Regions from separate parts of the Homo sapiens genome. Here region 2 is linked to region 1. The links are chromatin contacts, found by Hi-C or POLR2A ChIA-PET in ENCODE. All regions are on one chromosome and are shown on one strand. Each heading gives the region's core, a stretch centred on a gene start or an enhancer-like site at or near the end of the contact. The rest is flanking DNA. Distances are from core to core; before and after follow the strand shown.

Region 1 (6,652 bases), core at 2,993-5,492:
CTGCCTAGCACTTGCTTATTTCTGGCCTGACAAAACGCCTAGTGGATGCTCTCAGTGCATCGACTCTTGGAAACAATGATTCTTCCTCTCTACTACCCAGTAGAGTGAGAGAGGTTCTTTATCTTGCCTAAGTGTTTTGAGGCACACAAGAAAAACCACAAAGGCAGAGCTTCCCTGGACACTTCCTCTCCTTTAGGGGAAAACAAAATCAATTCTCTCTCTCTCCCTCCCTCCCTCCCTCCCGAAGCCTCCCCACTGCCCTCCAAGTTTTTCACGTTGACAAATCAGACTGGAAGCCTGTATGACAGCCACTTTTCAGTATTTAACAATAACCCTCCCTACATCATCTACAAGTTATGTCTTCAACACACAAGGACAGTTTCTAGGACAAGCATTATCCAGGACTTTGCTACTCATATTAAAGGGCAGCATCCTATCCGCAAATCACACCCTCCAGTCTGCCCCCCTCTGACAATTCAAGAAAACTTACAGAATATTGGTTTATTGCATTTATCATTTCAGGGTTTGAGGATGTTTTAAGTTAATGATTTCCCTTTTTTTTTATTGTGCCAAAATCTTGTTCAAACACAATGAAATAAAACATGTAGATACAGGTTTCATTTCCATTGGTTGTCTGAGGCTAAAAATAAGAAGCCAGTGCTTAATGCTGACTTTTAATCTTATTGTGTGAGACCTTATCAATGTTTCCAAAATGCAGATTTAAAAAATAGCTGTGGTTAGGGTTTGAGAGGATATTCTGTGAATTCTAGTGCATGCACTGCCATCTACTGGACATTTATGATATAAAACTAAGCTGCATAGAAATAAGTGTATTTAATCACTGAAGACTCTGTAGAAGACAATACTAATGACATTACTCTTTAGAAAAAAGATAAGTATCTGGATAGATTAATGGAATAAATAAGTATAATATGCAGGCACAACAATATTCCTGTCTGGAATTTCTTGTTACTAAAGAATTTGTATTTTCATCTGCAGAGTAATGTTTGTCACTCTAATGAATGCAGAATCACAGCATTCATGCTGATAAAATCATTTTCAAATTGTGGTTCCTTAATACGACCAGGGAGAAGAGGCAACTCATATTGTCCTTCAGGTGGTGGAATTAAAGTAGGTATATGAGACTTCCCTTAGGATATTCTGTCTAATCATATATTCTGAAAAAAATTATGAGCATACTATCATGTACAGTTACAGAACTTCAGCAGTTTTTAAGAAATTTAACTCAATCACATCCACAATGCTGAACTTCTCATAAATAAAATTTAATATTCATTTCAGAAGGCAGTGCAGGGTTTTATAGTGTGTTGTGGCCATTATTTAACATATTAATTATTTTTGTATAATACTATTAAACACTTACTTAGGTGACATTTCTACCTGTTTTTCTTCTGGATACATAAGGGTTATCCCTTAATTGGATGGTAGAAAACCATATGGATTTTACATTTTAAAATGTACAAAGTAACTAGTTCTGAATATTTGACGTACATATGGGAGTGATATTCTTTTTTTGCACAGTAATTTGATAATAAGGCAGAAGTTTGGGGGCAGAGTGGGCTTAGGTGTAAAAAAGATAAAATTAATTATAGATATTACACCCAACCTTTATAAATCACATGTCATTTTACTTATTTTAGGCCAGACCTCCCTTCCATGCATATGCATCGTACTAAGAAAGATGCTTTCAACAACAATGTAATAAATTGCTCCCAGTCGCCTTAAGCCTTAAGTCTTAGAGGGGTGTGTGTGTGTGTGTGTGTTAGAGAAGTTGTTTATCAGAAGGAATTAGTCTCTTCAATGAAGGCAACAGAAGAAATCACGACAGAGTATATGCTAATGAAAGAGTTAAATGAGTGGAGTTTATTTTAGCTGCAAGAGCACACAAGAAAACATAGCGAATGATAAATAATTTGGAATTAGTCAACTGGGATGAGGTTTCTATTAAAATCCTTGAATGAGACCATTATCCTTTTAACAAAGAAAAAAAAAAGAAAGTCTGTATTTTAAGAAAGCTAAATTTTTTATTGATACATAATGACCATACATATTTCTGGGGTACATGTGAAACTTTGATAAATGCATACAATGTGTAATGATAAAATCAGGGCAATTGGGATATCTATCACTCAAACACTTATTATTTCTCTGTGTTGGGAATATTCCAAATCTTCTAGCTATTTTGAAATATACAATAAATTATTGTTAACTATAGTCACCCTACTCTGCTATTAAACACTAGAACTTATTCTTCCTATCTAACTATGTTTTGGTACCCATTAACAAGAAAGCTAACTTGTTAAGTTAAATAAAATTTAAGGAAATTGTCTAAGTATTTTATCTTTTTTAGACACCATAACAAATAGGAAATAACATATTTTTATATCTCATGACACTCCTAGCTTTTGTTTAAACCTGAACTCTCAAATACAGAGAATTAGCTTAGAAAAATAACTGCAGGGGTTAGGCTTTGAAATTTATCTTACTAAGCATGACAGCATGTTCTCAATGTTTTGCATGTTTCAATCTTTGTTTGTGAACTAGAAAAAGCATCTTTATTTAAATTCAATTAAACCAGACCTACATAGCTGAAACCCTGAGAGAAAACACAATTATGGAATCAATCCCAAAGCACTTGTATGGTGAATTCAGGCAAAAATGGAAATGGTCAATGTGAAATAACAAGATTAATATACAGCCAATCAGTAAAGAAAGTAAATTAAGTATATTGGTGAATACCACCCCCAAATTCATCAAGAAATTTTCATGTTTCCATACACTATAAATCTATATTATCTAAGACTGCAGCCTCTAGACACATGTGGCTACTTACATTTAAATGAATCTTTCATTAGACAAAATTAAAATTTAGTTCTTCAGTCTCACTAGCTACATTTCAAGTGCTCAGTAGCCACATGTGGCTAGTGGTTAAGGAGTGGACGGCACAGAGCTAGAATATTTTTATGATAACCAAAGCTCCATTAGATGGCGTTACTAAAAATCATCAAAATCTTGTCTCAATTCTTTGTTATAACATGTTTTGAAGGAATTTCACATAGTGAAAGAATAGCCATACACCTCCAAGTAACAACTGTTTCATTTTCTGGTTTATTGGGTGAACATATTCCAAGCTTCAAAATAGAGCTGGCATACATAACTATTGCTTTAAAAAGATAACACACAGGGTTCCAGAATTGGAAAAGACCTAGAGATAAATCATATATTCCATATGTTCCGTCATTCTCATCTTACCACTGAGGGCACACAGACTAAAAGAGGAAAGTAACTTGCCCAAGGTCATAGGAACAGTTGGCCCACAACGATAGGACCCAGCTTCCTGACTTCAGGTCGCATTGCGCATTCTGAACACCAGTAAGTAAGCTACATCTATCCTGAGACTATATGGTAACCTGACTACATCTCTCAAGTTATATGAAGAAACGAAAAGGAATAAAAAACGGAGACTCAATGTACTGTATACTTTATGTGAAATATTTAGCAGTACTCAAAATTAACACTAGGTGTCAGATCATCAGATTTGAAAAGCTAAACCTGATGAACTCGGAGATTTTCTGCTTGATTAAAAATAATCAAATCCATTGCAAATAAATCCATTATTTGATTAGAAATAATTAAATCCATTGCAAAATGGCATGGCATGATAATTTTGATTGACTTGGTCGTCCTCAGGAACTGAAGCTATATAATCAGTTAAGTCCCTGCTTCTGATCTCTTCTGATTTTCTTCTAAGAAGAGAATAATATTTATTTTTCATAAGTCTAAATTAATTTCTGTTAATTATTTGGGGACACTTTTAATTGTTCTCTGCATTTGAGAAGAAGCCAAAATGTTCAATTCTCCTTAACCTCTTAAGTCTCTTAAAGAGACTTAAAGTGGCATTATACTTCATCTTCTGATGTGTGCTTAACATCGCTACTGTGACACAGCTCCAGTACAAATATTAAAAAGTCTTTGCCTTAGATAATTTAAGGAAAGGATGCAAATGAAAGGCAAGAAATAAAGATTTAACCCCTGTATTGTCAAGCAACGTAGCAGGTTGAAGAGGAGGGAGATAAGGGGATGGGTTTAGTCGGAGGAAAGAGCGAATCTGGGGCACTGCTGATCAGGAGACGGGACTGGCTTGAGGGACACACGGCAGAACAGGCTCATAGCCCAAAGCCAGGTCTGGAGCTAAGGGCAGAGTGAAGAGGGAAGCTTGGCAAGAGAAGGGAACAGGAAGGAGTGTGGGCAGAGATAAGGACCGCAATCTAGCCAGCCGTGACTCTGCCCCTCCCTCTGAAGAAGAGAACTTTATAGAAGGGAAATCAGGCGACAAAGTCAAGGAAAGAGGTGATAGATTTAGAAGACCTTGAAGGGAAAATGAATCCATTGTCATTCTGGGGAAAATGGGAAGGGTAAGATTAAAAGAAATCAGAATTCAGAGCACAAGAAGAATTCCCATGAAAATATTACACCAAAATATGTGCCCATGAAATCACGTTCATTTTTAACAGAAAGGGAATTCCACAAGCAGTGACAATTGTCGATTTTGCTTGATAAGTTTTGCAGCAGTCATGGCATTCATGCTCCTATTCTCCAGCTTAGGAACACTGGGGGCCCCTGGAAACATCAGGGTTACCTCAAGATTTTCACACAAGCTGCCTGGACTTACGTTCCGGCTGCCTGACAGCCTCTGTGATCCTCCTATAGCCATTTTCAGGCACTTCACGGAACAGGCCTTGCAGTTCAAAAAAGCAAGTAGACAAAGTGTCCTCTCAGGCAGCCACTTTTTAATCCCCCAACACCCTTTTTTTAGGAACCTATCCAAAAATCTGTGGATCATATAAAGTTTCCTTTTCTTACCTCCTACCCCCGAATACTTTACAACATTCCACCAAATCTTACTCCCTCGGAGCATCAGGTTCCTAGTCTAACCAAGAAAGAAAGGTAATATGCTAATGGAAAGGTCTGGGGTGCCCTTATAACGCATAAACTTCTGGCTTCACCCAGGGCTGGCCTTGCATCTCAACAAGAGAAAACTCACAATTGCTTCAAGAGCATTGACAAAGTGAGGAAACTCACTGTTTCCTATGACCATTTTTTCTTGTATTTAGAGGAATCAGATTTCCAATGTTCTCAAACTGATCCCTCTGGCATTCTATTGAAAAACAATCTCATAAAACTGAGGGAAACCCTGCTGTTTTATGTCTGTATTCCCAAATCTAGGAAAAGGGAAATACCAGTTAAAAGAATACAGTCCCGGCGTGAGCTGAAAGGATTATTTTTCCGGAGGTTTTAAATCCCATGGTGTTACAGGGTGCTGCAGAGGTGCCTCAGAGCCTTTCAAGGGGCAAGGACATGCAGTGGCAAGGGAGGAAGCTAAGTGAGTATGGCTTAGGGCACGTTCTGCTAGCTTCATTCTTCTTCTATCTGTTTTATATACTGCAGTTCATATTAAAGTATATCTACATTTTAAAATGATTCCACTGGTAAATGTTTAACAACCAGCTCTCCAGAGAGTACAAAAAGCCCTGATCTGTAGTGTTTATCACTAGTTCATGGTGTGAATACTCCCTCCCACTGTGGCCAATTTCTTTTTTTAAATTATTTATTTATTTTTTTGAGACAGAGTCTCATTCTGTTGCCTAGGCTGGAGTGCAGTGGTGTGATCTCTGCTCACTTTAACACTCGCCTCCCGAGTTCAAGTGATTCTCTGCCTCAGCCTCCTGAGTAGCTGGGATTACAGGAGCCCACCACCATGCCTGGCTAATTTCTGTATTTTTAGTAGAGACAGGGCTTCACCATGTTGGCCAGGCTGGTCTTGAACTCTTGACCTGAGGTGATCTGCTCCCTTCAGCCTACCAAAGTGCTGGGATTACAGGCGTGAGCCACCATGCCCAGCCCACTACGGCCAATTTGAAGCTGCCGATGTGAAGTCTCTGAAGGCAAAGTTGGGAAAAGATGTGCAAAGTCAACTCTCAGCTCTCACCTGCATTTGTGAGGAGTTCCAGCACACTCCTGTACCACTCCTTAGTGGATGGAAAGAACTGGAACTCAGAACGACCACAGTAAAATGCAATTCCATTACCTATTCCAAACTACTAAATTACCCAGATCTACATTTAAATCTCATATGCAAAAATGGGTTTGGGCCTTCCTCATCATGATGATTGTGTCTTACCAGTAACAAACAAATATTAAATTAGACATGTAAATGTTAGAAGCATATATTCAGGATTTCCAGCTTCAATGGAAGCTTAGAACTCATTAGTCTCACCACACTTCCTAGGCCTAAATGCCTACTCTAATTGGCTTTTCAGCTCAATTGGTTTTACTGCAGTTCATATAAAAGTATATCTATATTTTAAAATGGTTCCACTGGTAAATGTTTAAGAACCAGCTCTCCAGAGAGTACAAAAAGCCCTGATAAGTAGTGTTTGCCACTGGTTCCCGGTGTAAATACTCCCACTATGGCCAATTTCAAGACAAAATTTGACAATGTCAGAAAATTGACCACATCTCAGACCATTCATGATCTCGTTAGGAAACACTCTTTCTTAAAGTAAACCAAGTATCTATTGCCCTGAAGCCCTATGCATTGTTCATTATCACCCATGTGAGGCCAAGCAAA
Region 2 (6,714 bases), core at 1,138-3,637, 120 kb after region 1:
ATACACATATACATAAAATATATTCTGCTCCAAGTATTTATCTCTCTTTTCTCTTTACTAATCCAGCTTCCATTAAGAACTGGCTCAACTTCGACCTCTGCCATGAGCCTTCTCCAGCTGTTTAAGCCCACACAGATCTTATTTTTTTCCTAGTCTTAGAGGATTTACTGCCAGTACAGTGTTTTCAGAATGTAACTATCAACTGAGTTCTTATACTTTGCATCAGTTAGCTATTGTACGTGTCAATCTTTTGTCTCCCTATGTAGAGGCTAGACCCAAGGTAGAAGCATTTGCCAGGATTGACAAACGATAGCCTGTTTTTATATTCTCAACAAGTGAAAACTTATTTTGTTTATATTTTTTTCCCTTTTTATACAGTTAAACACTCACATGCACGCACACACACACACACACACACACACACACACAGGCCACAGGGACCCTATGGCCCTCAAAGACTAGCATATATTCTATCTAGCCCTTTCCCAAAAAACATGTGCCAACCCCTGCATTAGAGAATAGTGTAAAATAATAGTGGACAGATAACAGGTCCACAAATTTTGGAGAGCCATGGATGACCTTACTTATGAACTTAAGTAATTCTCTTCAATAGGTGTGAGTGTTTCCATTTTACAGATGATGAAATTGAGGCTCATTGATCTAAACAATTGGATTTTGTCTTCATAGGCATTATGAGGGCTTACTAGACCAACAATAGTGATAATAATAACTGTTTAGTTGCACAAGGCAGGGATTTATGTCTTTTTTATTTGCTGCCATATCCTTCAGCACCTAGAACAGTCTGTCACATGGTATGGTATTATATTCATTTTCCAGAGCTCCCATAACAAATTACCACAAACTGGGTGGCTGAAAACAACAGAAATTTATCCTCACATGGTTCTGGAGGCCAGATGTCTGAAATCAAGGCATCAGCCAGGGCCATGCTCCCTCTGGAGGCTCTAGGGAGGACTCCTTCCTTGCCTCTTGCAATTCTGGTGTCCCAGGCATCTTAGGTTGTGGCAGCTTTACTCCCCTCTCTGCCTCCATCTTTATGTGGCAGTCCACCATGTCTCTCTGTGTCCCCTCTTCTTATAAGGACAACAGTCATTGAATTCAGGGCACTCACTAAATCCAGGATGATTTCATCTCAAGATCCTTAACTAATCACATATCAAAGAGCCTATTTCCAAATAAGGTCACGATCTGACTTTCCAGGTGGACATGAATTTTGGGAAGACATTATTCGGCCTACTGTAGGTCTTCTAAATGAAGTGACCATTTAATATGTTTCTGGCACTGGATTCATTTCATTTAAGCCTCAAAACAAATCTGTTATGTAGATATGTGTTTTCCCACTTTACAAGTGAAGAACTGAGGTTTAGAGATCTAGGAATCCTAAAGCTGCACAGCCAGGAAGGGCAGGGCCACCCCTGACCCAAGTTCTCTGCTAGGTTAGCATGGTTGTCACAGGACAAGCTGAGAAGGTATTTAGGGAGCATTACACTAAAAAGTTGTAGAAGTCGGCTTAAGGAAGAAGATTCTAAAATCAAAGGAATCAGATTGTAGGAGGCCATGTAGGCAATTTCCTTTAATTCAATAGAAGAGAGTATAAGAATCAGCCAGGCATGGTGGCTCATGCCTGTAATCCTAACACTTTGGGAGGTCGAGGTGGAAGGATTGCTAGAGCCTGTGAATTCAAGACCAGCCTGGGCAACATGGCAAAATCCCATCTCTACAAAGAAATACAAAAATTAGCCAGGTATTGTGGCACATGCCTGTAGTCCCAGCTACTCTGGATGCTGAGGAGGGAGGATCTCTTGAGCCCAGAAGGGAAGAGGTTGCAGTGAGCCAAGATTGTGCCACTGCACTGCCGCCTGGGTGACAGAGCCAGAGCCTTTCAAGCAAGCAAGCAAGAGGGAAGGAGGGAGAGAGGGAGAGAGAGAGAGAGAGAGAGAGAGAGAGAGAGAGAGAGAGAGAGAGAGAGAGAAAAGAAACGGAGAGAGAGGGAGGGAGGGAAGGAAGGAGGGAAAAAGAGAGAAAGAAAGAGAAATATGAAAGAAAGAAAGAGTAAGGAAGGAAAGAAAGAAGGAAAGAAAGAAAAAGAAAAGAAAGAAAGAGAAAGAAAGAAAGAAAGAAAGAAAGAAAGAAAGAAAGAAAGAAAGAAAGAAAGAAAGAAAGAAAGAAAGAAGATATGAACAATAAAGGAAAGACTCAAAGATGGTTCAGATCTCAAACTTACGGAGAGGGTAGCTATTGATGCATTGAGAAATAGGAAGCTGGAAGAGGAAATCAGTTTGGAGAGAAAAGTGATGGCTTTGAACATCATCAATGGCGTATTCAAACATAGCTTGAAGGCATTTGCAGAGACAGGGCTGGTCCTCGGAAGAGATGGCAACGGGGTGTGTAGAGTTAGGTCATCACCACGAGGCTGTGAGGGCAGAGCCACAGTAGCTTCCATCACCTTGTGAATCACCAGTGCTCAGCCCGTGGCTGGCTGGCCGGATGCCTGCTTATGCTGTGCTCCCGGCTGTCTGGCTGCACACACAACCGCAGAGCATGCCCTCTCTGGCTAGGGCAGAAAGAAATTGAAGCCTCTTAAATTTTGCCCCCCCCAGCTTTGCTCCCTTGCTAGGACTTCCAGGCCATGACTATTGAAGCCATAGGGCAGGATTACTTCCTCAAGAGGCGTTAGTGGAAACAGATGTGTTGAGGAAGCCTCTTTCTTTTCAACTGTGCCCTGAGCACATCAGATGGAGTCCTCTTCATAGCACAAAACAACTTGGTCAGATTCTTAGGGTTTGACCACAGCACCCTAACAGCCTGGCCGTGCATTAAGGACCCCAAAGAGAAGGATCTGCTTTGCCAGAGAGCTGACTCTTCTGTATTTTACAGACAATTCTGAATTCAATGTCAACATCTTAGACATCTCAGTACAGACAGTAAAGAGTTAAAATATGTCTATAAGAAACAGCGCCAGACCCTGAAATTGAAAGCTCTGTGCCTCCCTGCGTGCAGTCAGTTCCACACTGTCCTCTCTCCCAGTTCTATTTAATAAAAAAAACACATGAGTGAAATTTAGGGAAATAAGAATTCCTGAAATTAAAGCAATTAAGTTTTCAGTCAACTGTATGAAAAGCTCTAGACAAAGAGGTACTTTCTATTTCAAAATATGTATTTCCCAGAAAACCATTACCATATCTAGCTAGAATTTCTACAAAGAATGATTATGAATAAAGTATATATTCAAATGCTTCTGGTAATTTAGTCATGGTCAAAGAGGAGAGAAAGGTGATACAAGTGAACTGGCAAAGATTTTACAAGATAGTACATTTTTAAAAATTTTATTTGCAAGACTGATTTAAATTATCTATAGATGAGCTAAATCTGTCCTATAGATCAATTAAATGAATCACTATTTTAAATATATCACATTCTTAATTACACTGAATTAAATATAATTACATATTCACTGCATACATCATAATGTTAATTAGGGGAAACATTTTGAATCAAATATATTGAGATATATAGCACTTCAATTTTCTTTTTATAAAAAAAGCTATATGACTAAGTCAGGTAAAAAGAATCTGGCAAGTACTCATAGAAAGCTAAAGGAAGACTAGATTAATTGATGTATCACATCAAGGCTTACAAATTGTAGAGGAATTCCTATTCTTTAACTCTATGACAGTATATAAGACTTTGGGCTAAGGAAGCAAGTTTGCAACAAGTTTTTAAAAAATAATAAAACAGGAGGCAGGGCACGGTGGCTCACACCTGTAATCCCAGCACTTTGGGAAGCCGAGACAGGTGGATCACAAGGTCAGGGGTTCAAGACCAACCTGGCCAAAATGGTGAAACCCAGTCTCTAATAAAAATACAAAAAAGTTAGCCAGATATGGTGGCGGGCACCTGTAGTCTCAGCTATTCAGGAGGCTGAAGCAGGGAATTGCTTGAACCCAGGAGGCGGAGGTTGTAGTGAGCCGAGATCACGCCACTGCACTCCAGCCTCGGCGACAGAGCTAGACTCCATCTCAAAATAAATAAATAAATAAAAATTTTAAAAAATAAATAAAATAAATAATAAAACACATTGTTTACCATTGTTTCTCAGAGACATACGATTATTTTAGAAGTGGATAAGCCTTTTTTTTTTATACTTTAAGTTTTAGGATACATGTGCACATTGTGCAGGTTAGTTACATATGTATACATGTGCCATGCTGGTGTGCTGCACCCACTAACTCATCATCTAGCATTAGGTATATCTCCCAATGCTATCCCTCCCCCCTCCCCCCACCCCACCACAGTCCCCAGAGTGTGATATTCCCCTTCCTGTGTTCATGTGATCTCATTGTTCAATTCCCACCTATGAGTGAGAATATGCGGTGTTTGGTTTTTTGTTCTTGCAATAGTTTACTGAGAATGATGATTTCCAATTTCATCCATGTCCCTACAAAGGACGTGAACTCATCATTTTTTATGGCTGCATAGTATTCCATGGTGTATATGTGCCACATTTTCTTAATCCAGTCTATCATTGTTGGACATTTGGGTTGGTTCCAAGTCTTTGCTATTGTGAATAATGTCGCAATAAACATACGTGTGCATGTGTCTTTATAGCAGCATGATTTATAGTCCTTTGGGTATATACCCAGTAATGGGATGGCTGGGTCAAATGGTATTTCTAGTTCTAGATCCCTGAGGAATCGCCACACTGACTTCCACAATGGTTGAACTAGTTTACAGTCCCACCAACAGTGTAAAAGTGTTCCTATTTCTCCACATCCTCTCCAGCACCTGTTGTTTCCTGACTTTTTAATGATTGCCATTCTAACTGGTGTGAGATGGTATCTCATTGTGGTTTTGATTTGCATTTCTCTGATGGCCAGTGATGATGAGCATTTTTTCATGTGTTTTTTGGCTGCATAAATGTCTTCTTTTGAGAAGTGTCTGTTCATATCCTTCGCCCACTTTTTGATGGGGTTGTTTTTTTCTTGTAAATTTGTTTGAGTTCATTGTAGATTCTGGATATTAGCCCTTTGTCAGATGAGTAGGTTGCAAAAATTTTCTCCCATTTTGTAGGTTGCCTATTCACTCTGATGATAGTTTCTTTTGCTGTGCAGAAGCTCTTTAGTTTAATTAGATCCCATTTGTCAATTTTGGCTTTTGTTGCCATTGCTTTTGGTGTTTTGGACATGAAGTCCTTGCCCATGCCTATGTCCTGAATGGTAATACCTAGGTTTTCTTCTAGGGTTTTTATGGTTTTAGGTCTAACGTTTAAGTCTTTAATCCATCTTGAATAAATTTTTGTATAAGGTGTAAGGAAGGGATCCAGTTTCAGCTTTCTCCATATGGCTAGCCAGTTTTCCCAGCACCATTTATTAAATAGGGAATCCTTTCCCCATTGCTTGTTTTTCTCAGGTTTGTCAAAGATCAGATAGTTGTAGATATGCAGCGTTATTTCTGAGGGCTCTGTTCTGTTCCATTGATCTATATCTCTGTTTTGGTACCAGTACCATGCTGTTTTGGTTACTGTAGCCTTGTAGTATAGTTTGAAGTCAGGTAGCGTGATGCCTCCAGCTTTGTTCTTTTGGCTCAGGATTGACTTGGCGATGCGGGCTCTTTTTTGGTTCCATATGAACTTTAAAGTAGTTTTTTCCAATTCTGTGAAGAAAGTCATTGGTAGCTTTATGGGGATGGCATTGAATCTATAAATTACCTTGGGCAGTATGGCCATTTTCACGATATGGATTCTTCCTACCCATGAGCATGTTCTTCCATTTGTTTGTATCCTCTTTTATTTCCTTGAGCAGTGGTTTGTAGTTCTCCTTGAAGAGGTCCTTCACATCCCTTGTAAGTTGGATTCCTAGGTATTTTATTCTCTTTGAAGCAATTGTGAATGGGAGTTCACTCATGATTTGGCTCTCTGTTTGTCTGTTATTGGTGTATAAGAATGCTTGTGATTTTTGTACATTGATTTTGTATCCTGAGACTTTGCTGAAGTTGCTTATCAGCTTAAGGAGATTTTGGGCTGAGACAATGGGGTTTTCTAGATATACAATCATGTCGTCTGCAAACAGGGACAATTTGACTTCCACTTTTCCTAATTGAATACCCTTTATTTCCTTCTCCTGCCTGATTGCCCTGGCCAGAACTTCCAACACTATGTTGAATAGGAGTGGTGAGAGAGGGCATCCCTGTCTTGTGCCAGTTTTCAAAGGGAATGCTTCCAGTTTTTGCCCATTCAGTATGATATTGGCTGTGGGTTTGTCATAGATAGCTCTTATTATTTTGAAATACGTCCCATCAATACCTAATTTATTGAGAGTTTTTAACATGAAGGGTTGTTGAATTTTGTCAAAGGCTTTTTCTGCATCTATTGAGATAATCATGTGGTTTTTGTCTTTGGCTCTGTTTATATGCTGGATTACATTTATTGATTTGCGTATATTGAACCAGCCTTGCATCCCAGGGATGAAGCCCACTTGATCATGGTGGATAAGCTTTTTGATGTGCTGCTGGATTCGTTTTGCCAGTATTTTATTGAGGATTTTTGCATCAATGTTCATCAAGGATATTGGTCTAAAATTCTCTTTTTTGGTTGTGTCTCTGCCCAGCTTTGGTATCAGAATGATGCTGGCCTCATAAAATGAGTTAGGGAGGATTCTCTCTTTTTCTATTGATTGGAATAGTTTCAGAAGGAATGGT

The links. Hi-C counts contacts between places; a loop is a spot of excess contacts on that map. ChIA-PET counts read pairs that join two places held with the same protein, here RNA polymerase II (POLR2A).
Region 2: a loop to region 1 is called in a map of mammary epithelial cell, with 3 times the contacts of the local background. The contact joins two enhancer-like sites. A Hi-C loop is called at or near these places in 3 of 168 maps with a recorded cell type or tissue (K562, gastrocnemius medialis and mammary epithelial cell). POLR2A ChIA-PET finds 5 or more read pairs at or near these places in 1 of 52 experiments (PC-9).

What each region holds. Positions count from the first base shown.
Region 1 is chr7:116,588,414-116,595,065 of GRCh38, forward strand. All of the region lies in intron 2 of COMETT (cytosolic oncogenic antisense to MET transcript), which reads right to left. Among named protein-coding and RNA genes, the nearest start is that of CAV1, 67 kb to the left of the region's middle. RefSeq lists an enhancer at 1-23. Within about 2 kb of position 4,243, at least 8 of the 41 ENCODE cell types and tissues checked have a DNase peak (open chromatin) inside an H3K27ac peak, as active enhancers do.
Region 2 is chr7:116,714,349-116,721,062 of GRCh38, forward strand. The region is part of intron 2 of MET (MET proto-oncogene, receptor tyrosine kinase); the gene reads left to right. Among named protein-coding and RNA genes, the nearest start is that of COMETT, 30 kb to the left of the region's middle. Within about 2 kb of position 2,388, at least 7 of the 41 ENCODE cell types and tissues checked have a DNase peak (open chromatin) inside an H3K27ac peak, as active enhancers do.